Regions from separate parts of the Homo sapiens genome. Here regions 2 and 3 are each linked to region 1. The links are chromatin loops, found by intact Hi-C in ENCODE. Cell type or tissue: mammary epithelial cell. All regions are shown on one strand. Links, peaks and the distances in the headings refer to the core of each region. The heading gives the core; the rest is flanking DNA.

Evidence for each region. A loop is a pair of places that touch in the nucleus more often than their neighbours do. Peaks named below come from ENCODE experiments on the same cell type or tissue, not always from the same donor. Only the 100,000 strongest peaks of a DNase experiment are listed, where the experiment ranks them.
Region 2: a loop joins it to region 1, with 8 times the contacts of the local background. A loop is called at or near these places in 102 of 110 quality-filtered maps.
Region 3: it touches region 1 in a loop (6-fold over the local background); 103 of 110 quality-filtered maps call a loop at or near these places.

What each region holds. Positions count from the first base shown.
Region 1 is chr18:70,430,105-70,438,541 of GRCh38, reverse strand. It overlaps the pseudogene RPS2P6. Among named protein-coding and RNA genes, the nearest start is that of LINC01910, 50 kb to the right of the region's middle. RefSeq lists an enhancer at 8,082-8,251. In mammary epithelial cell, for the core only: a CTCF peak has its summit at 4,452 (motif pointing right); a DNase peak (open chromatin) is centred at 4,461; H3K27ac peaks cover 245 bases.
Region 2 is chr18:70,191,760-70,198,862 of GRCh38, reverse strand. RTTN (rotatin) reads left to right here. Exons shown (of 49, transcript NM_173630.4): 6 at 1,125-1,239; 7 at 2,215-2,362; 8 at 5,410-5,575. Among named protein-coding and RNA genes, the nearest start is that of RTTN, 10 kb to the left of the region's middle. RefSeq lists an enhancer at 4,465-4,514. In mammary epithelial cell, for the core only: a CTCF peak has its summit at 2,838 (motif pointing left); no DNase peak of the experiment used is centred there.
Region 3 is chr18:70,201,656-70,208,758 of GRCh38, reverse strand. It overlaps RTTN (rotatin), which reads left to right and starts at 3,072. Exons shown (of 49, transcript NM_173630.4): 1 at 3,072-3,131; 2 at 3,444-3,631; 3 at 4,496-4,673; 4 at 6,776-6,865. The coding sequence starts at 3,101. LOC105372180 (a long non-coding RNA gene) reads right to left here and starts at 2,970. Exons shown (of 3, transcript XR_935599.3): 1 at 2,185-2,970; 2 at 1,665-1,730. RefSeq lists enhancers at 2,673-2,912, 2,375-3,004, 2,923-3,032, 3,243-3,372. In mammary epithelial cell, for the core only: no CTCF peak of the experiment used is centred there; a DNase peak (open chromatin) is centred at 2,828; H3K4me3 peaks cover 1,750 bases; H3K27ac peaks cover 1,404 bases.

The sequences.
Region 1 (8,437 bases), core at 1,595-6,594:
ATCCCTCACTTACATCATATAAAGAAATAATTCAAAGCCTACTAAAATGCCAGGCATGAAAATCAAATCCATTAAAACATTTAAAAGAATTATAAGAGCAAGATTTTATGACTATGGTAGAAAATGATTTTTCAAACAAGATTTCTTTAAAACAACAAATGATAAAAAAGGTGTATTTGACAACATAAAAAATTTTTAAAACTTTCATGAAACAAAAGACACCACAAACAAAGTGAAAATAAAAGCACAAACTGGTACAAAAGATTTGCAATACTTAAAGAAAGGCAAGCGTTGGCCAGGTGCGGTGGCTCACGCCTATAATCCCAGCACTTTGGGAGGCTGAGGTAGGGGGCTAATCCAAGGTCAGGAGCTTGAGACAAGCCTGGCCAACATGGTGAAACCCCATCTCTACAAAAAAAAAATATATATATATGTATATATATGCAAGGCCAGGCCTGGTGGTGGGTGCCTGTAATCCCAGCTACTTGGGAGGCTGAGGCAGGAGAATCACTTGAACCTGGGAGGCGGAGGTTGCAGTGAGCCGAGATTGCACCACTACACTCTAACCTGGGCAATAACAGAGTGAGATTCCATCTCAAAAAATATATATATATATGCAATACTTAAAGAGAGTGTCCAGAATCCACAAAGGGTGATACATAAATAAGAAAGAGATAAACTATCCAATATAAAGAGAGATGGGGGTACAAACCCACAGTTCACAGATAGGAAACAGAGTCAAGAAACATTTGACAAGATGCTCAATTTCACTAGTAATATGAAAAATAATAGTTAAATGGAATACTGAAATTAAACCACTTTGTATCCATCAGAGAAGCAAAAAATCCGAACTCTAATAACAATAAGCATTGACAAAGACATGGACAAACTTCATTTATTTCAAGAGGAAAGACCATGGTTACAACCACTCTGGAGAACAATTGGGTAAGATCTCATAAAGTTAAAGGTATACTCAGAAATTCCAAAACACTCAGAAATTCTACCTCTAGGCCTAGACCACGGAGAAATTCTTGCATATGTAGACCAGAAGATACATACAGCTCATAGCTCTGTTGTTTATGATGATGGCAAAGCATAACCATCCTAAAAATCCATCAACAATCAAATAGATAAATAGATTTTTTAATTAACACAGGGCAATTACTATGTTTCAGGAATGTTCTATTTTTTTTTGTTGTTTTGTTTTGTTTTTGTTTTTTTGTGTTTTTTTTTTTGAGACGGAGTCTCGCTCTGTCGCCCAGGCCGGACTGCGGACTGCAGTGGCGCAATCTCGGCTCACTGCAAGCTCCGCTTCCCGGGTTCACGCCATTCTCCTGCCTCAGCCTCCCGAGTAGCTGGGACTACAGGCGCCCGCCACCGCGCCCGGCTAATTTTTTGTATTTTTAGTAGAGACGGGGTTTCACCTTGTTAGCCAGGATGGTCTCGATCTCCTGACCTCATGATCCACCCGCCTCGGCCTCCCAAAGTGCTGGGATTACAGGCGTGAGCCACCGCGCCTGGCCAGGAATGTTCTATTGTAAGAACGTTAAAAATATTAAATTATTTGACTTTCAAAAGAACTCTATAAGATAGATAGGTTTTTATGAATTTTAATACTTCCACTATTTTTAGTGATTATTTTCCCCATTTTATAGATTAGGATATGAAGACACACAGAAATAAGCCCAAGGTCACTCAGCTGATTAGAAATAAAGTCATGCAGTGGAACACTACAGAACAAAGGAAAGGAATGAAATAAAATTATATGTAGCATTATGGATAAATATCAAACCGTGAGAAAAAGTAGGTTGTAGACTGATACAGTAACATACCATTACATTAGTCTGAAAGATGCAAATCAATACTGCATGAGTTTCCTAGGGCTGCCATCACAAATAAGCATGAACTGGGTAGCTGACAACAGAAATGTATCCTCTCACCCTTTTGGAGGCCGGAAGTTGGAATCCAAGGGACCATCAGGGCAGCACTCCTTCAAAGGCCCTAGGGGTTCCTGCCTGGCCCTTTCCAGCTTCCGGTGGCTCCAGGACGTCCTCGGCTTGTGGCCGTATCACTCCAGTCTCTGCCTCCATCTTCACATGGTCTTCTCTTTTCTGTCTTGTAAGGACACTTGTTGGATTTAGGGTCCACCGGATGGTGGAGGATCATGTCTTTTCTATATCCACCAAGACACTTCCCAAATAAGGGCACACTCACAGGTTGCAGAGGGTCAGGATGTGGACATACCCTTTGGGAGGACAAGCATTCAACCCTCTACAAATATTGGCGGTAATTTACAGGTATTTACCTAAGTAATGAAAAGCCATTTTAAAAAAATCTCATGGAAATAATAAACACTAAACCCTCCCCTGGGAAAGAAAGGAGAGAGAGAGTAACAGGAGAGGAAGGTATTACAGAGGGGGTAAGTGTCTCTGTAATTTGTTCTCATTTAAATCCTGGAGCAAATATGGCATTTTAAATCTACAGTTAATATAGCAACATGTTGAGCTTTGATAGGGCTGAGGGGCACACACACACCTGTTGGCCATGATTTTCTCTGAAATTTTCTTTTTCTTTTTTTTTTTTTTTTTTTTTTTGTGACAGAGTCTCGCTCTGTTGCCCAGGCTGAAGTGCAGTGGTGTGATCTCGGTTCACTGCAGCCTCCATCTCCCGGCTTCAAGTGATTCTCTTTCCTCAGCCTCCGAGTAGCTGGGATTACAGGTGCCTGACACCGTGTCTGGCTAACTTTTGTATTTTTAGTAGAGACAGGGTTTCACCATGTTAGCCAGGCTAGTCTCGAACTCCTGACCTCAGGTGATCCACCCACCTTGACCTCTCAAAGTGCTGGGATTACAGGTGTGAGCCACTGTGCCTGGCTGATTTTCTCTGTAACTTTTTATAATTAAGAAATATTTCATAATGAAACAATGCAAAGATGTCCTCTGCCTTAACTCTATCATGGTATTTGGAAGAGTTACTTTTGACAGGTCCTTGTTGAACCTTGTCTGCAAGCTGTTATTAAACATCTATGGTATTATCCACTACTTCTCTCAGTCCTATTTGAATCGGCTCCAAGTCAGAGTTCCTCCGTGCTTTCCTAACTCACCTCTTAACATATACAGCCTTTCCTCTCCACCATTTAGTTTGCTTTAGATGTTTTTTTTTCTTATTAAGAACACCACTGCTCCAATAATGATGAACTGATTTCCAAATGTCAAAGACTAATCCAACACAGAAATATCAAAGCAAAGACTGCAGATAAGCAACATGGCTTCCTCGTGATGTTTGCTGTGCTTCTAGAAAACAACTTTTCTCATGAGTCTTTTAAATCATGTTTTATCTTTACAATAATGAGTACTCTTGCCTTCTTTGAGAACATCCTCACCTCTCCCAGAGAAGTAGCATCAGCAAATTGATGGGCTGAGACTTATTTCTCCTGGGGTGACCTGCCAATAGCAGAATCATTAGCACAGTCCCCTCTAAAGCACTACTTTTTTTCAATATTCTTTTAAAATTCTCCAGCCAAAAATGATGGGAATCATGATTATTCCTGGCCACTGCCATCTCTAAAGTGGAGTTACTCTTCTTTCTATACCCAGCCATATAAAATTAAGACAATCCACTGAAATATAATTACTCATGTTTTGAAAAATAAACAGCTAAAGTAAAGCTACAGCAGTTTTAGTAATGTGCTGTTTTATTTTAGGTGATGGGAAAACCAAAAGTTATACAACTATTTATGAGGTTCAATGATGAAAGTAACACATTATTTAAAAAATTAATCTGAGTAATCATGATAGTATGGAATTTAAAATTAGAGGCAGGGTGAGGTGGCTCACGCTTGTTATCCCAGCACTTCGGGAGGCCGAGGTGGGCAGATCACTTGAGGTCAGGAGTTTGAGACCAGCCTGGCCAACATGGCCAAACCATGTCTTTACTAAAAATATAAAAATTAGCTGTGCATGGTGGCACTCACCTGTAATCTCAGCTACTCGGGAGGCTAAGGCAGGAGAATCATTTGAACTCTGGCAGTGGAGGTTGCAGTGAGCTGAGATCACGCCACTGCACTCCAGCCTGGGTGACAGAGCAAGATTCTGTCTCAAAAAAAAAAAAAAAAAGAAAGAAAGAAAAAGAAAAGAAACGAATTTAGAATTTAGAATCAGAAGACTTTAATTCCTGGTTCTTCCAGTGATCAGCTGTGTGACATTGGACAAGTTAGTTCCGTAAACCTCAATGTGCAACGTTGGGCTAATGAAGTAGCTACCTGATAAGATTGAAATAGATATTAAAAAATAATAAATAGGCATTCCATATATCATAGCTCAGGCTGCCATACAAAATATCATAGACAGGGTGACTTAAACAACAAAAATGTATTTCTCACAGTTCTGTAAGCTGGAAGTCCAAGATCAAGGTGGCCACAAGGTGGTTTCATTCCGAGACCAATTCTCTTGGCCAGCAGATGGCAGCCTTCTCGCTGTGGGCTCACATGGCCTCTTATATGCCTGTGGGGAAAGAGAGAGGGCTCTCCAGTGTCTCTTGGTGTAAGGATACTGTATCTATCCAGAGCCCCACCCTTCTGACCTCATTTAACCTTATTTACCTCCTTATAGGCCCTATCTTCAATTATAGTCACAGTTGGGGGTTAAGACTTCAACATATCAATTTGGGGGAGACACAGTTCAGTCTGTAATACCTAGGTAATATTAGTATCAGATATTTTAAGGCAGCCACAGGACTGGGCGCAGTGGCCTGTAATCCCAGCACTTTGGGAGGCCGAGGCGGGCAGATCACCTGAGGTAGGGAGCTCAAGACCAGCCTGACCAACACGGAGAAACCCCGTCTCTACTAAAAATACAAAATTAGCCAGGCGTGGTGGCGCATGCCTGTAATCTCAGCTACTAGGGAGGCAGAGGCAGGAGAATCGCTTGAACCCGGGAGGTAGAGGTTGTGGTGAGCTGAGATTGTGCCATTGCACTCCAGCCTGGACAACAAGAGCAAAACTCCATTTCAAAAAAAAAAAAAAAAAGGCAGCCACAGTACTTCTTCCATGCGTGTTTGTTGTTTTTTATTGGCCTGACAGAAAAACCCATGAGAAATAAAAATGAAATGCTAAGCTCCTCAACTCACTGAATGGACCCCCTCTTGGTCCAGGGGACCCCAGAGTAACCTTGGAAACTGAGTTCTTGACCATGATGGAATGGGGTCAGACACACCTCAATGTGCCCTTCCCCTGCTGGCCACCATTAAGCTTTCTTCCCTAAGAGCAAAACAGAAACCAGTCTTTCAAATGATTCCACCGCTATTGACCAACCTGACACTGCCCACCCCTCCTTTTTGCCTGATAAGAGACCACGGACCATGGAGTCTACAAGGAATGTGCAGTTGGAATTTTTGTGTCCTCTGGTTCACCTTTTGAAGTCAGAAGGCCAAACACTCCACTCTCCGATCATGCTAACATGGCCATTTTCTGAACATGGATCCCTTGGAGAAGCAGGAAGCTTTATTGCTCATGCACATGTTTCCTCTTTCACAAAGATTCATGACTTCTCCTGTAGCTTATTAAACACATATATTCAGCCACTTCGTTCAGCATATATTCCTGTTCCTGTTGCCCCTCCCTCAAAATGTCTGTTTCTGGCTTCCCACCCTGTCAGATGGCCACCCTGCAGGCTGCAACCCTTTCCAAATTTATAAGCCTTGTCATTCTTCAGTTGACAACCATAATCCCTATGGCATAACTTGCACTGCATGAAAATTATATTGATAGGTGTAACCAAAATAAATAACTTTATTAAGTTATGTAATTAGAGGTATGTGGAATTTTTCACTCTGCTTTCTCATGAAACAAAGCATAATCATTTCAACGCTCCTACAAAATAGTTACAATCACCACTGTCATGTCTTAATGTTTTACAGTTGGAATAGTAAAAACTATGTCCCTGTAATATACTAAAAAGTTTTAAGTGCTTACCTAAGAATATCCTTTAATGAAAGATGTTTGTTCAGGTTTCTGCCTCAGCCTCTGAGTAGCTGGGATTAGAGGCACCCGCCACCACGCCCGCCTAATTTTTGTATTTTTAGTAGAGACGAGGTTTCACCATGTTGGCCATGCTAATCTCAAACTCCTGACCTCAGGTGATCTGCCTACCTCGGCCTCCCAAAGTGCTGGGATTACAGGTATGAGCCACTGTACCTGGCCCATTGTACCATTTTCTTACTATGAAGATGTTTATTTTTATTTGAACTTCCTGGGCAATAAAAATAATGTTACAGTTTTAAACACTGCTATATATATTTATATATTATACTTTTTGAAAAGGCAATGAATGACAGATCACATCAGTTTATACTTTTACCATATGAGCTGCCATTTCCTGATACCCTCACAAATACTGGTCATTATTGTTCCTTTTTACTCTCTGCCAAATTGGCAAGTGGAAAATTACTTAACATTGCCTTTCTTTGGTTTCTATTGAGTTCAACTTTTTTTTTTTTTTTTTTTTTTTAAGACGGAGTCTTGCTCTGTTGCCAGACTGCAGTGCAGTGGCACGATCTCGGCTCACTGCAACCTCCACCTCCCGGGTTCAAGCAATTCTCCTGCCTCAACTTCCCAAGTAGCCGGGTCTACAGGCACCCGCCACCAAGTCTGGCTAATTTTTGTATTTTTAGTAGAGACAGGGTTTCACCATGTTGGCCAAGATGGTCTTGATCTCTTGTCCTCATGATCTGCCTGCCTTGGCCTCCCAGAGTGCTGGGATAACAGGCGTAAACCACCGTGCCTGACCTGAGTTCAACTTTTTTCACACTTCTTGTTGTCCACCCAAGGTTTCATTTGTACAATACATATCTCTGATTAGTAGGGTTTTGTTAAGTACATGATGATATCTGCAATCTTGGGAAAGGGACTTTATGGGAGGTAACTTCACTATTCCTAAAACCTCCCAACTTGATTCTTCTTATTCTCAAAATATTATTAAATCCCACACTGACCCTGCACTGCGGCATCCTGAGAAAACTCCACCTGCACCCTCTGGGTGTGACACAATTCCTACATTCCATTGTCAGGCAGATAGTGAAGATTACTTAGTACTAGGTGGGGGGATGTTTTGTAGGAATTCCTGGGCTTCAGTTTAATCCAATGTTGAATGCCAGACCCTCCAAGGTGACACTTCCTCTTTCATCATGTGGACTTTTCATCCTTAAATCTTCTTCTAGCGTGTTGCTGTGTAATCCTCCTTGACTGAATAAACAGTTAGGACTGTATTTCTCAACTCAGGGAGAATTCCTATTGCCTCATGTCTGGATTTGTCAGAAGTCTCACCCAGCCTATTATAATCAATCTTTATTTTAGAAGCTGTTCTTTTTTCTTTTTTTCCCCCACAGGCTTAATTCACTTTATTTTTTGTGTATAAAACCCTGTGTTGTAGCCACAGCTGGAGCCTGGGTCCTCTGCACGGAGACTCTGGGTCGGCCTTGACCAGGTGTGGTCAGTGAATTCCTGATAGGAAGACTTGGTGAATACAGGCTCCTTCCAAAGGTCGGGGGGTCAGGTAGCTGTAGGTCTTAGAGCTGTAAGGTCAAAGATGGCCTTGGCGCAGTTGCCCAGGGTGGCAGTGCAGCCCCTGGCTGAGGTGTAGCAGACATCCATACCAGCCATCATGAGCAGCTTCTTGGGCACAGGCGCCGAGACGGTGCCAGTGCCCCTGGGCGTGGGGATGAAGCCGACCAGCACAGAGCCGCAGTGGCCTGTCACCTTGCAAGGGACGGTGTGGGGCTTGCCGATCTTGTTCCCCCAGTAGCCTCTGCGCACGGGGACAATGGAGAGCTTGGCCAGGATAATGGCCCCGCGGATGGCAGTGGCCACCTCTTTGGAGCACTTAACACGCAGACCGACGTGGCAATTATAGTCCCCGATGGCAACAAATGCCTTGAACCTGGTGCGCTGGCCGGCGCGGGTCTGCTTCTGCACCGGCATAATCTTCAAAACCTCGTCCTTGAGAGAGGCCCCCAGGAAAAAGCCAATGATCTCAGATTCCTTGATGGGCAGGGAGAAGAGATAGGTCTCCTCCAGGGACTTGATCTTCATGTCCTTGACCAGGAGGCCCAGCTTGGTAATGGGTGTCCACCCCTTATCCTTGGCCTTGACTCCGCGAGCTCCGCAGCCTCGGCCCTGGCCCGGTCCACGGCCAGATCCACGGCCGCGACCCCGGCCCGCATGCCACTGCGGAAACCTCAGCGGAAACCACCGCAGTTCCCCATCCCAGGGTCCCCCGGGGCTTCCGGCCCCCGCTGCACCGGCGTTATCCGCCATTTGGTGTTTTCTCAGAGAAGACGTAGAAGCTGTTCTTGTTCGTCATCACTACGTAACATCCTTTGTTTTAGAAGCTTTTCTATGTTCCTCATCGCTACGTAACTTCCTTTGTTTTAGAAGCTCTTC
Region 2 (7,103 bases), core at 38-5,037, 240 kb after region 1:
ACAGGAGTTTTCTCTTATTGGCCAGATTCTCTTATTGGCCATTGCTTATGCCCTTGATTGATAAAAATGGAAAATTGAACATAAATGTAGTCTTTTTGGCAGAATATATTTCAAAATGTGGGCTTCATTAGGAGACAAATTAAACCATGTGGATAAGGTTGGGTACCACTGATCCAATCTAATGTAATGACTGTTAATTGATTGCTACCCACAAGAGTAAATAGCTGATATATAGAGATTTAGAGAGTATTTTAATGTCCAGATTCACTTTGTGCAGTTTCATAAATGCCACAATACACGAGTTATCTGCTTTTTTGGGGTATAAATCTGGAAAATAAAGACCAATTTACTAGGGCTAAGTCCAGATTACAGGTGGATGCCATTAAGTGATTTTTAATAATGACATGAATTCTCTTGGAACAACATATTCGAGAGGCAAAGTGCACATGGGAAAGGGTTAGGAGGTTGTATGATCTCTCAGTTTTGAGTCAGTCCCAAAGGCAGAGATGGCGATAATTTCTAATGCATGCCTGTAGATAGTGAATGGTGGATAGTATAATGGAACTGGGCTGAGAGAAGGGGTGTGATTTTTTTGGGGTGGGGAGTGAACAACTGCCAATCCTAGGTGGGCAGAAGTTGATAGGTGTCCTCTGTATGGGATAAGAGGGGAGTCCTAATCTGATTCACCTTGAGTGGGGAAGATCAGTAAGGACTTTAATTCTTAGAATTTGCCTCTGTACTTTTGTTCTGTCTCATTTCTTAATTTATTTGGCAGATTTCCTAGAATTGTGTGCTCTTTGACCTCATTGAACTCGTTTTGCAGACTTGTGATAATCTCTGAGGGTACAGTGTTTAGTATGATGTCGTTCCTGCTCTTGAGAGGGTCTAGTGGGGAATGCAAAATCAACAGGCAGTTAACAATATCACAAATAATGGACAAACGGAAGGAGCACTGCCCTAGAGTTGTTTATTGGTTAGGGAAAAGATCTAGGAAGGCTTTTCTGGAGAAGTGATATCTCAGCTGAGACCCAAAAGATTGTTAATGGAGTCATTGTGTCAGTAGGCTACTTAGAATCTGGAATAGATGAACTCTTCTTAAAAATGATTAACGCTATGTTTTGTAGCTCTTTAAGAAGTAGTAACCACACTTTAATCTGGAACACCTGTGAACTATTGAAGGATGTTATCATGCAAGATTTTCCTGCTGAGATTTTCCTTCAAAGGCCAAAAATTGTTCAGGTCAGTGCCCTCTATAATTGTTTTAGATTTTGAACTAGAGAACTTTTTGCAATAAAGCAAATTTTGCAGAGTAGGAGTTCTTGGGAAGGAACTTTGTACTCATGTTTTTAAAAAGTGAAGTATTTGGCTATTTAAAGCACTTATTCGCTAACTTGGGTGGATAGTTATAGTTCTTCCAATAGTAGTAGTTTCATTTGACACTTGCAGTCCAGTCTGGCCACCTTGAGTTACCATTTATGGATCACCTAAATGGTAGAGTAGACTTTGGACATTGAGATTGTGCAGGAGCCCTTATTAAAAGTAAGAATAGCATTGCTTCTTGAGTATCTCGTTTATTTAACGCACAGTGCTACATGCTGGGAAAATACAGTAGCGGTGAGTAACGCAGATGGATTCTTTTCTTTTTTTCTAGTTTATTGCTTGTATAGTAGAGAGAGAGGGATCCAGGGTGGGGAATTGCAACATCTTCACAGCAGCCAGTAATGGCTCAGCATTCTCGCTCCACACTCCCAGGGCTGAAATGGACTCCAGTGGGTGCCAACTGTTAATACCTAGGATCAAAGCTGGCAAATGATCGCAGAGGAAAGCTGTTAATTACTAAAATGTGGTTAAATGGTTTAGATGCTTGAGATGAAAAGGGCTTGCTGTGATTTTTAAAATGTTCTCTGTAATGTAATGTCCTGAGTGGGGAATAATTTCTGTCTTCTCTCAGAATGGTTACTCAACTAACAGATTTTAGAAATAGGAAACACTGACTATTCTATTTAAATGTTGTTGTCTTATTTTATTTTGACCCATCTCCTTGCTTTATGCCAAGTCATATTTGCCCATTTCAGTTTCTTATGTCTTACAAATATTTGGCAACTTATTTTCTCTTGATTATTCACTTAGGCTTACTTACTTAAGCTCCACATTCTGCTTTGAAGTTGAGCTCTTTGTTCCCTTAGTAATTTTCACGGCTCTTCTTGATTTCAGAGCCTTTTATCTCTGTTGAAACTGGCCTTTGGAGATGGAAAGCATCGCCTGGCATTACAGTCGGTGTCCTGCCTGCAGCAGCTGTGCATGTATTTAAGAAACAGACTTAACTTTCACCGAGATCCAGGTTTTTTCTCCAATAAACACGGTATTTATTTTTATCTGTTCATTAGCCACTGGTGTTATTTGTAGATTCTTCTGGGAACCTTCCATTATAGTTACTGTTAGGGTTTATTGTGTACGCATTTTCACAACATAAACTCCCCACTCCTAAATGTATTCAAATGATTATCTTTACAGATTGCGTGAATGACAGAAACTGCCATGATCTCTTGAGCCTTTTTTTTTTTTTCTGGATAAGAGATATTTACAAGGTGTTTTTCTTTTTTCTCCCAAACTTGCAGAGATTCTATATAGTGTTGTTGGGATGTAGTGACTCGGATATTTGGTATGGCTATTCATGTAGGACTTTGGACAATTTAGCAAGTTACATATAGTGTTAATACATTGTTTTGTTTGAAAAATATTGATTTGAATTTTATGAAGAGTATTTTTATGCAACTTGCAATGTAGTCAAGTGTTGCAGCAATGTGAGACTTCAGAGAAAAAGTGCCACCTAATGGCCAAATAGAGTACCAGCCTGGCTTCGACAAAACCAGTACCATTTAGGATTTTTGTGAGCTTAATGCAACCTGCATCGAAAGTCAAATATTATAGTCATTTGTCATCATGTTTCATAGTTAATCCCTATTTCATTGGGAGTTTCACTGATCCTGTGCTACTTGAATATTTATGCTTTACCTTGGTTTTATTCTAGATCTTAGAGGGTATGGCATTGTACAAATGACTGGTAATAGAGAACGTCTGGGTACCCCATACTTCAACAGAAAAAGAGTTACAATGTTGATTTAAAAAGTTGATATCTCTGAAGAATTGTTAATGTATTTAATAAGTATGTATTTATTACCTGTTTTATGCCCCTGATATTCTAGCCTCTAGGGAAGTATAACACTGAACAAACGAATAAGATCCAAGCCCTTATGAGCTTCTATTTTAAAAGGCTGGGCACAGGTGATAAACAATCAAGTTTGCTTGAGATAAGGAGAAGTACTTGAAGGAAATAAAAAGGGTGATGTGACAGAATGTGGTTGGGTAAACATAGCTTCATTTAGGATAGTCAGGGAAAGTCCCTCAGAAAGCTTCTATTTTAAAAGGCTGGGGACAGGTGATAAACAATCAAGTTTGCTTGAGATAAGGAGAAGTACTTGAAGGAAATAAAAAGGGTGATGTGACACAACGTGGTTGGGTAAACATAGCTTCATTTAGGATAGTCAGAGAAAGTCCCTCAGAGGAGGTGACCTGAAGGGTGACAAGGAATCGTCACTCGAAGAGCTGCAAGAAGAGTGTTCCAGGGAAGGCCAGGCCTCAAGGTTAGCACTGAGGGTGATGTCCTTGAGCAACTGAAATAAAGCCCATGAGAGTGGACTGCAGTGAGCTGGGCAGAAGAGGAGAATGAGGTGACATCAGAGAGGTAGTTAGGGGCCAGAGTATATTGGGGCTTGCAGATCTTTTTAAAGATTTTATATTTTCTTTGAAGTGTAGTGAGAAGCTCTTGGAGAGTTTTTTTTCCCCCTCTCTCTGACTGTAAATGCTTTTATTACCTAATTCTTTTTTTAAATTGGGGTAAAATAGGTATAATATAAAATATGCCATTATAAACATTTTTAAGTATACAATATAGTGACATTAATAACATTCACATTGTTGTGCAGCCATCACCACTATCTGTTTCTAAACCTCTTCATTATCTGAAACAGAAACTCTAATCATTAAGCAGTGATTCCTCATTTTTCCTTTCCCCAAAGCTGGTAAACTCTAATTTACTTTCTGTCTCTGATTTTGTCTATTCTAGGTACCTCATCTAAGAGGAATCATACAGTATTTGTCCTTTTGTGTCTGGTTTATTTGTAATGTTTTCAAGCTTCATCCACATTGTAGCTTGTATCAGAACTTCATTCCTTTATATGGCTGAATAATATTCCTTTGCATGTATATCCCACATTTTATTCATCTATGCATTTGTCGATGGACATGTGGGTTGTACCCACATTTGGCGGTTGTGAATAATGCTTCAGTGAACATTGGCATGCAAGTATCTGTGCAGTGCCTGGTTTCAATTCTTTTGGGTAATACCCAGTGAATAATAGTGAAATTGCTGCGTCATATGGAAATTCTATCTTTAGCTTTTTGAAGAATCACCAAACTATTTTCCACAGCAGCTGTACCATTTACATTTCTATCAGCAATATATAAAGCTTCCAGTTTTTCCACATCATCACTGACTTGTTCATTTTTTTCTTTTTTAAAAATAATCGTAGTCATCCTAGTAGATGTGAAGTGGTATCTCATGGTTTTGATTTGCATTTCTCTAAAGACCTAATAATTAATGACCAATGAATCTCTAATAACTTTTTATGTGCTTATTGTTTGTTCATGTATCTTCTTTGGAGAAATGTTTATTAAAGTTCTTTGCCCATTTTAAAAATTGGACTGGTTTCTTTATTGCTGGGTTTTAGGTTACTTATATATTCTGAAAATTAAACCCTTATCAGATATATGGTTTGCCAATATTTCCTCCCACTCTATAAGTTATCTTAACACTTTCTTGTAATGTTCCCTTGGTGTACCAAAGTTTTAGATTTTGATGAAGTCCAGCTTATCTGTCTGTTCCTTGGTTGTTTGTGCTTTCGATGTCATAGTTAACAATCGATTGCCAAATTCAAGGTCATGAAGATTTATTTTTTCCGCTAAGAGCTTTATGGCTTTAGCTTTTATATTTAGGTTGTTGATCCACTTTGAATTAATTTTTATGTACAGTATGAGGTAGCCATTCTTGGAGAGTTTTAAGCAGACGAGTGCATGATCTAGTGTTTTTCTGCTTTGGTAGTCTCTAATGTTGTAACTGAATGCCATTGACTAGAAGGTCCCATGTAATCAAGTCAGTTAGATATAAACCTAAATGTACTAAGTGAATACTTATAGAAAAGTTTGATCTTTGCTTTTGTTTTTACCCCTGTAGAAGGATTCCTACTATCTTAATTTGTTAATGTTTTTGGAAGAATGATACATAAATACCACATAGTCAGAAGTCTGTTTCTACTAAAGAATAATTTTATTTTTTCTTTGTTTCCCCAGACACAGTTTCCCAAAATTCTTCTTTGTCTTATTGTCATGAAGCAAGAGGTACTCATCATTCCCAGAATCCTTCCCCAGGAAGCAGCAGCCCTCGGCCTTCTGTGGTTGGGCGCACAGGCCAGCGACCCAGAGGAGATGGCCAGGACTGGGATGCAGCGTCCTCTAGGTGACTGCTAGCAGTGTCTCTGGGGAAATGAGAAATGCCGGTTAACTTGTGTGTGTGTTAATTTCAGAAGGAGATAATTATTTTTCTGTCCTTTTTTTTTTTTTTTTTTTTGAAACATTAACACAGGTATAGGCCTTGTGTTAAACCCTGGCTTCATACTTTTTTTGACCATGATCCACGGTAAGGACAGATAAATATTACATCGCAACTCAGTGCTCAGTACTTGAACATATGCTCTGTTTATGTATATATATGTGTGTGTATGTGTCCCCCAAAACAAAATGTTCACATAATAGTATTCTGATACTATGTTTGACACACTGAACTATATTTTCAGTTCCGATTTCATTAGAAAAGAAATGATTCTGACCCAATAAATTGTTTTTACCAGCTGCAAACGGAATATGATCAAGTTTAAAAGAATAGCTTTAAATGATAGATACATTGTTGATAGTATTTTACACATATTTTTGTAAGTCTTATAACAAATGGATAAGTGTTTACTGTTAAAAGGAATGGTTGGAGAATTTTATAAAATAAGGACTCCTTCAAGGTGAACAATTTATGGTATTTGTTTGTGTAAATACAGATTTTTTTCTTTTTTTTTTTTTTTTTTTTGAGACAAGGTCTCACTCTCTTGCCTAGGCTGGAGTGCAGTGGCACGATTATAGCCTTGACTTCTGGGCTCAAGTGATCCTTTCGCCTCAGCCTCCTGAGTGGCTGGGACCACAGATGTGCACTACCATACTTGGCTAAGCCTTTTATTTTTTGTAGAGATGGGGTCTCACTATGTTTCCCAGGCTGGTCTCGAACTCCTGGGCTCAAGTGATCTTCCCATCTTGGCCTCGTAAAGTGCTGAGATTACAGACATGAGTCACCATGCTTGGCCCCCAGTGCTTGGCACCCAGATTTTCATACACCAACTCTGCTTAAAAGGATTGGTGTGGTATTTGTATGTTACCTTATCCTTGGGTGCAAATGTGTTAGAAACATATTAGTCTCTTTAGTGTCATTCTAAAAAATGTTCACTAAGTTAAGCATTGGTCTGTTGGCTTAATTATTTTCTTGCAATACTGCTACTACTGTTAACAAGCTAATACTGATTCATACCTGCTGTGTGTATGGTGTTATGCCCTGTGCTTTGCATACTTTGTCTCCTTTAGTTGTCCTAGAATAGGATTGATATTATATATAGCATTAGTATTATTATTATCATCCTCATTGAGGTTTAGAGAGGTTAAGAGCATAACAGTTGGTAAAGAGCAGAGCTAGGGTTAAATAAAATGATAGGAGAGTCTATGCTCTTAGTCCTTATATTGTAGTTGGTTGTTCAGCCATGTTTTTCTCTTTCTCCTGAAGCCTTTCTGCCTCATTCTCTTGTGTGCTTCATGCTTCTAAGTTTTCACTCCTGAGTGAACAGCTTCCTCACTGAAACTTCCTTTCAGAGTTACAGAGAAGCCCGAGTTGTTTCCATATTTTGGGGTGCTTGGTATCTTGAAATTGAAGAAACGACAAAGTTGGTTTATAA
Region 3 (7,103 bases), core at 38-5,037, 230 kb after region 1:
TTTTTTTCAAGTTCACCTAAAATCTTTGACTTTAACATTCAAATTACAAAAGGCCCTGACCTTTTGTAATTGTTGCTGACTCTGATATAATAAAAGTCGAAATTAATAACTAAAGTGTATGTAAGAAAGACTTGGTGATTAAAGACCATCTTCCTACATGGATCTTGGGTGAAACAGAAAGTATCAAAACAGCAGTTTCAGATTGGCTGAGAACAAAACCTTACAAATTGAAACTCATGATACATGATTAAAACTTTTTTTACATGCAAATTCATGGACTTAAAATTCTCTATAACTAATAAAGAAAGAATGTAAACAAGACCTTTAGCTTAAGAAGTTAAAAAAAGAACAGCAAAACACACTTAAAGAAGGATGTAGCCCAGGTGCGGTGGCTCACGCCTGTAATTCCAGCATTTTGGGAGGCCGAGGCAGGAGGATCATTTGAGGTCAGGAGTTCGAGACCAACCTGGTCATTGTGGCGAAAACCCATCTCTACTAAACATACAAAAATTAGCTGGGCATAGTGGCTCATGCTTATGATCCCAGCTATGTGGGAGGTGGAGGCAGGAAAATCACTTGAACCCAGGAGGCAGAGGTTGCAGTGAGCGGAGATCACACCACTGCACTCCAGCCTGGGCGACAGAGTGAAGTAACTGGTAAAAAATAATACAGTCAATACACTAGAATATATATGTGTGTTTTTAAATAGTAGAATTAATAAATCAAAGGTTGATTTTTTTTTAGGAAAAATTGCTGAATCAATAGTCTAATAGGAGAATGATAGATTATTTGCTTTGAATGTAATGAATGGGATTTAATTATTTTTGTCTAATTACAGGAGCAATATATGCTCAACAATGAAAATAAAATAAAATGTTTATGTTGACCTTGGGTGCAACATAAGTAAAACCCTTTCATAGTTTGACCCCCATTTTACTTGTAACATGCTTGTTTTAAGTCAATGGATTTTTTATATTTCTTCTACAGTATTATCGCCCCTTACCCCACTGCATCTACAGTCTCTCATCACCTAAGATTGTTCATCTCAGAAACATCATTGACAAGTTATTTCTATTATTTTTCTGTATTGTCATGTGTTTTTTGACCTTGACACTTCAAATCCGTAATTAACACCTTCCTTCCTGGATAACTACAGACACTTCTGAGTTGGTGTAACTGGTTCTGCAGTGCCCACTGTGGTATGCTATCCATCAGGACATGTGGTCTTTGGGTCAAGGAATTCAGCCACTGTTACAATCTTGGCCAGGCAGGCTTAGGCATGGGCTAGTGGAATCTTGGTTTAATATCCGTATCTCTTTCCTCCTACTTTCCAATTTCCTGCTGATGCCTCCTATCGGCGGCAACCAACTGGAAGCCAGAGGGCCAGGCAGCCTGGATAGTGCAGTCTTTTTGCCTGTTCAGGTCAGTTGATGCAGAGCTGGAAGAGCTGGGAGGAACCACTAGAAGGTGGAATGGAGAATATCCAGCATGCTAGCAGCAATCTTGCCCTTCCTCTCTTCTTCCCAGAGATAATATGGCCACCTTGAATTTTGTTCTTTTCCCGAATTTGACACACTCCGTCTGGATTCTTGCCTTTGCAAATACAGGTTTCTCCTGCAGGAATTTCCTTACCCAACTTCTTTGTGTGGCAAACTCCTACTTACTCTTTAAGATCCAACTCAAATATCATCACTCTCCTATTGACACACATGAGGAGGCAGCAAGGCACTCTAAATAGAACAAAGAAACATCAGGTCAGCTCCTCAATCTGTCACTTACTAGTTAATGTGACTTTGTGTGGGGGTACTTTTGTGATTCTAAGTTTCCTCTTTGGCAAAATAGGAATGGGAATACAGTAGGCCTTTGCTGTCCACTGGTTGCACACAGAGAATTCAACACACGGGATGGAAAATATTCGGGAAAAAACCCCACAGTTGAAAATAACAATACAACAATTAAAAAATAATATGAATAAAAGTACAGTGTAACAACTATTTACATAGCATTTACAGTGTATTAGGTATTGTAAGCAATCTAGAGATGATTTAAAGCATATAGGAGGATGTGTGTAGGTTATATGCAAATACTACACCATTTTATAAAAGAGACTTAAGCATGGGTGGATTTGGGTATCTGCGGGGGTCCTGGAACCAATTACCTAGGGATACCGAGGGCCCACTTTACCTGCCTTGACATCCCTTTCCCAGGGAACGTGAAATGATCAGACCGAGAAAATGCAAATCATTTTCCAAATGTAATTTTGTTGTTGTTCTTACCGCTGCTTATAATTAAAAAAAAAATAATTTGCTCAGCTCGATCACTGTGCACGGTGCAAAAAATCAACTTTGGTACCATTCAGCAAATCATACCCCCACGTCCCGCCTTTATTTTCCTTTTTTGCAGCCCGGTTTCTCTCTTCTGCTCACTCATACCCGCCCACCCCGCTTTTGTAGCTTGCTTGTTCATATCTGAACTTGGGTATCCAAAGACACTGCTTGACTTTGCAGGTACATTTCACAGTTAAAGAGGGTTCGTCATTTAGTAGTCGGGGATGGGGAGAACTGTCACAAAGCAAAAGTCTACATTCTAAATCGTGAAGTTCTGGGAGCTGAGAATCAGATTGGCAGGGCCAAGAACGAATCCGTCGACGAGCCGGGAGGCGGGGCTCCTGCTGGGGCCTCTGCAGCCCGCGCTGGGTTCCCGAATTCCCGCGCTGTAAGCCGGAACCCCAGGCCAGCGGGCGCCGCGGCGGGCCCGGAGATCGGTGCAGGACGCACGGCCTAGCCAGAACTACAACTCCCGACGTGCGCGGCGGCCAACGCTGGTTCTATCCCTGCTTGTTGCTTTTTTTTTTCCCTCCGCTTCTTGCGACGGAGACTGCTGTCCAGGAAGTGCGCAGTAGTGATTCTAGAGAGGCTGGAAGCTCTCCTGGCGACGCTGGGGCCGCGAAGGGCTCACGTAATGACTCCTACTCCTGGTGAGCGCAGGCGTTGCGGAACTCACCGTCCCACAGGACGTGTTTCCGGGGGTACATTAATTGTGGCTGGACGCAGTGGCGCGGCAGTTTAATTCTCCGGCGGCTGCAGATTGACGGGACGAGATGGTCCTGGCAGGGCTCATCAGGAAACTCGGTAACTGTCAGCTTGCCCCTCGCCCAAGGCACCCCCCGCGCTCTGGCCACTTGCTGAGAATGGTCGTGTCACGTTTCCGCGGCCGGCCGCTCCGCGACCGCTCCCTCTTTCACCCCCGCTTTGTCAGGATAGCCCCCGGGGACCCATCTCGGACTTTGTGTAAACTTCGCGGTTCGCGTCCCGAAGGCACCAGTGGCCTGCTTCTGAAAAAAACTGGTTTATTCCGTCTTCACGCCGCTCCTGCCCACAGCATAAATAACGTAGTCTCTTTGCAGTCGGGAAATAAAATAGTTTTGTGCCGTTCGTTGACAGGTCATCAGCTGGCCGAGATCAGGGAGCGCGCTCTCAAGAGTATTCTCTGCAAGATTGAGCACAACTTAATCTGCTACGCTGATCTCATTCAGGAGAGGCAACTTTTTCTTCATTTGCTGGAATGGTTCAATTTCCCGTCCGTTCCGATGAAGGAAGAGGTTCTGAACCTGTTAAGCAGATTGGTTAAGGTAGGGTCATTTTGAAATAAAGAAAATAATCAGACGAGTGACTTGTTTCTTAGTCATTTAATTGTAGCGTTTATTGAAAGTTAAATAATTGGGGTTAAAAGTTTTTTTAATCAACCAGAGATGTTTAATTTTAATTAATCTGGGTATATGGTTCATCTTTTATTTGTGATACTGAATCCCACATGGTCTCTGCTGTGCTCAGAAGTAACACAGAACTTCTTTTGAGTTTTGGTATGTTCTGTGTTTTTGAGTTATCTTTGGAGGTTAATATTTGTATTCTGTTTTTGTTTTCTGACATTTACATCTTAAAAACTAGATATGTCAGTATGAAAGGGAGCACTTTAAAAATAATGTTACATAACCGTGATTCATAAATACCAATGTTAAGTTGCTTGCCCATATGCTTTTAGATTGGTATTCTTATGCCTACCTCAAGAGTAGTTAGTTATCGGGGTCAGATATCAAAGTGTAAGTTTAACCTTTCAAAACTAAATCACTGTACAATGGTAGAGGAATCTTAAACTACTTTGACATCCTGTTGACCGGTTGGGGCTGGGACCATAAGGTGAGTGTCAGTGGAAAAAAGTAACCCATTAAAAAAATAAGAGTAGGGATTGATAATGTGCATTTCTAGCGTTCAGTGTGTTGGCTCATCTTTCATAAATGTTATCAAGTGTTGGATGTATGTCTCTATAGGTGTATGTGCTCCTCATGGAAGTGCCTTACTTCGGGGCAGAGCCATGAAGGATTTGTTTTTCAGAAAAGGAACATCTGATATACCAAAAATAATTTTATGTTTTGATTGCTGTAAGTTATAGAGATTTTGATACAGTTATTCTCAAGATCATCCTCTTCTTATTTTAGTATCCCCCAGCAGTCCAACATTTGGTTGACGTTGGTGCAGTAGAGTTCTTATCTAAGCTTCGGTCTAATGTGGAGCCAAATCTGCAGGCTGAAATTGATGGCATTCTGGATGGACTTTTTCTTCTTCCTTCGGAAGTTCCTGCACTATCTTCTGCCTCATACCAAACCAATCAAACTGGTAACTCTTTGGAATCTGTTAAATACAAATATATTAATTCTAATGGTAAATTTTAAGGAAAGGGAGATTAGATTTTTTTAAAAAGGATTTCTCCCACCTCCCCCAAACTTATTTTTCTTGTGTTAACTTACATGATTTTGACCTTTTTCCCCTCCTCTACTGTTAGTCAAAGGATGGTACATTTGCATTAATTGCTTTTTGGGTCAGGCCTAAACGATGCCAGTGACTTTGCTTTTATGAGGCCAGTTTGACAGATTATTTTTTTGGCAATAACAATGTATTTTTATTGAGCACATGAGTGCTCATTGTTCTTAGTGCTTTATATTTGTATTTTTGACCTTGTTCGTCATATTGGAGTATAATGATATCTGTCCTAGCTCATGATCTTGTTGTGGGGACCAATCAAAACGACATAATGCAAGTATTTTTATATGCTGCAGTCCATCATGATATACTTGTTAAAATCCAAGTCAAAGAGACATGGATTTAAGTCTCAGTTCTGCTGCTAGTTGTGTGACCTTGGCTAAGGTAATTAACCCTTCCAGGCTTCAGTTTTCTCATTCAAAAACTGGGATAATAAGAAAGAACACCGGGCTGGGCATGGTGGCTCACGCCTGTAATCCCGGCACTTTGGGAAGCCGAGGCAGGTGGTCAGAAGTTCAAGACCAGCCTGACCAACATGGTGCCCCGTCACTACTAAAAATACAATACAAAAATTAGCCGGACATAGTGGCGGGCGCCTGTAATCCCAGCTAGTAGGGAGGCTGAGGCAGGAGAATCACTTGAACCCGGGGGGCGGAGGTTGCAACGGTGAGCTGAGATCACTCCATTGCACTCCAGCCTGGGTGACAGAGCAAGACTCCATCTCGAAAAAAAAAAAAGAACACTTTCTCATAGAATCGTCATGAGATTAGATGAGACAATGTCTGTAAAGTGCTTAGCACAGGGCCCAGCATGTATGAAATGTGGCTGTGTTGGCTGCTGTGCTGCTGCTGTTGTGTTGTTGTTAATGCCTAGTATAGTGCCTTGCACATGGAATGCATTTGAATTGATTTGAAGAAAAACATCTTCATGCAATTTATGTGACTGAGTAGTAAAAGTAAAAAAAAAAAAAAAAAGTTTTGATGCTTAACCTGTTAGACCATATTTTCTTCTCTGCCAGTACTGTTACAGCTTCAGCTGTGGGTACTGCGGTTCACAACAACAATAGCAGCTGTCATTTATTGAGTTTTGTTGTGGGCATTGAATACATTGATTTAAACACATCATCTTGTTAAATCTTAAAGCAGCCTTTTGACTGAGATGTTATTAGTCTTACTCTATAGCTGAGAATAAAAGTATAAAGTAACTTGCCCCACAGTACCAAGTTTTCTAACCTGTAGCAGATGCAGGATTCTAACATTGCTTTATCTGGCTCCCAAACCTGTGATTTTTAACAATATATTTTACAGTTTCGAAGACATCACAAATAAAGTAGAGTCTTACACTGTGAATTTTTAATCTGATTCCTTGCGGGTGAAAGTAGAGGAATGGTTTAGGGCTAAATGTTATTTTTCTTTATTAGTGTTAGGAACTATTGCCATGAAAACTTAAAATTACAAACTATAGTTTTAGCCTTTTCCTCATTTTCATTGCAGCTGAACTGCTGAACATATAATCGCATGTTATAGGGAATTGTAAAGGTATTGAAAGATAATATTTGACTCCTTTGTTTTTGACAACTTTCTTTTTAAGGTATGAATGAAAATTGAAGTGATCAGGAACTATATAATTGGAGTCAAGGGAGAGGGAGATGGATTAGGAAGTAGAGAGGGATAGTCCTTGAATACTTTGTAGCAGATTCTTCGTGTACATTCTAACAAATAACTGTGTTTGGCTAACAGTAAAAGTGAGAGGGAAAAAGCTTCTTAACTGGAAGTGGGCTCAATGTGCACATTTTTTCCTCTTTAGCAAGATAGATCATTCAGAAAAAAAACTGGACTTTTTTTTAATTTTTAAAATGATTCCAATACTTAAGAGAAAACATTACCACTTAAAGAAAGTAAGTTTCACTTTTAGCAAATAAGGAATCGACAATACAGTAATGTTTATTTCCTTTTCAGAATTGTCAAAAAACCCTGAAATCTTAACAGGATATTTTCCCCAAGACAAAAGTAATTTCCAGCAGATGGAAGTGCCGCCACGACCAGTGGGTGTGTATATGTCGGGAAGTAAATCCTGTTGACTTGGGAAGTTGAAAATTAATGTACTTTTTTCGTTATTGTGAAGATGTATTTTTACCAAACTTGAATGTTTCAGCACCAAACTATCATTAAATGTTTTAGTTGTTTCAAGTTAGTTTAGGATATCGAGTAGAAATGATAAAATTTTGTGTTATTCTAACCATATTTGAACAACTGTGTAGATGGATGGTATTAATGGCAGTAGTAT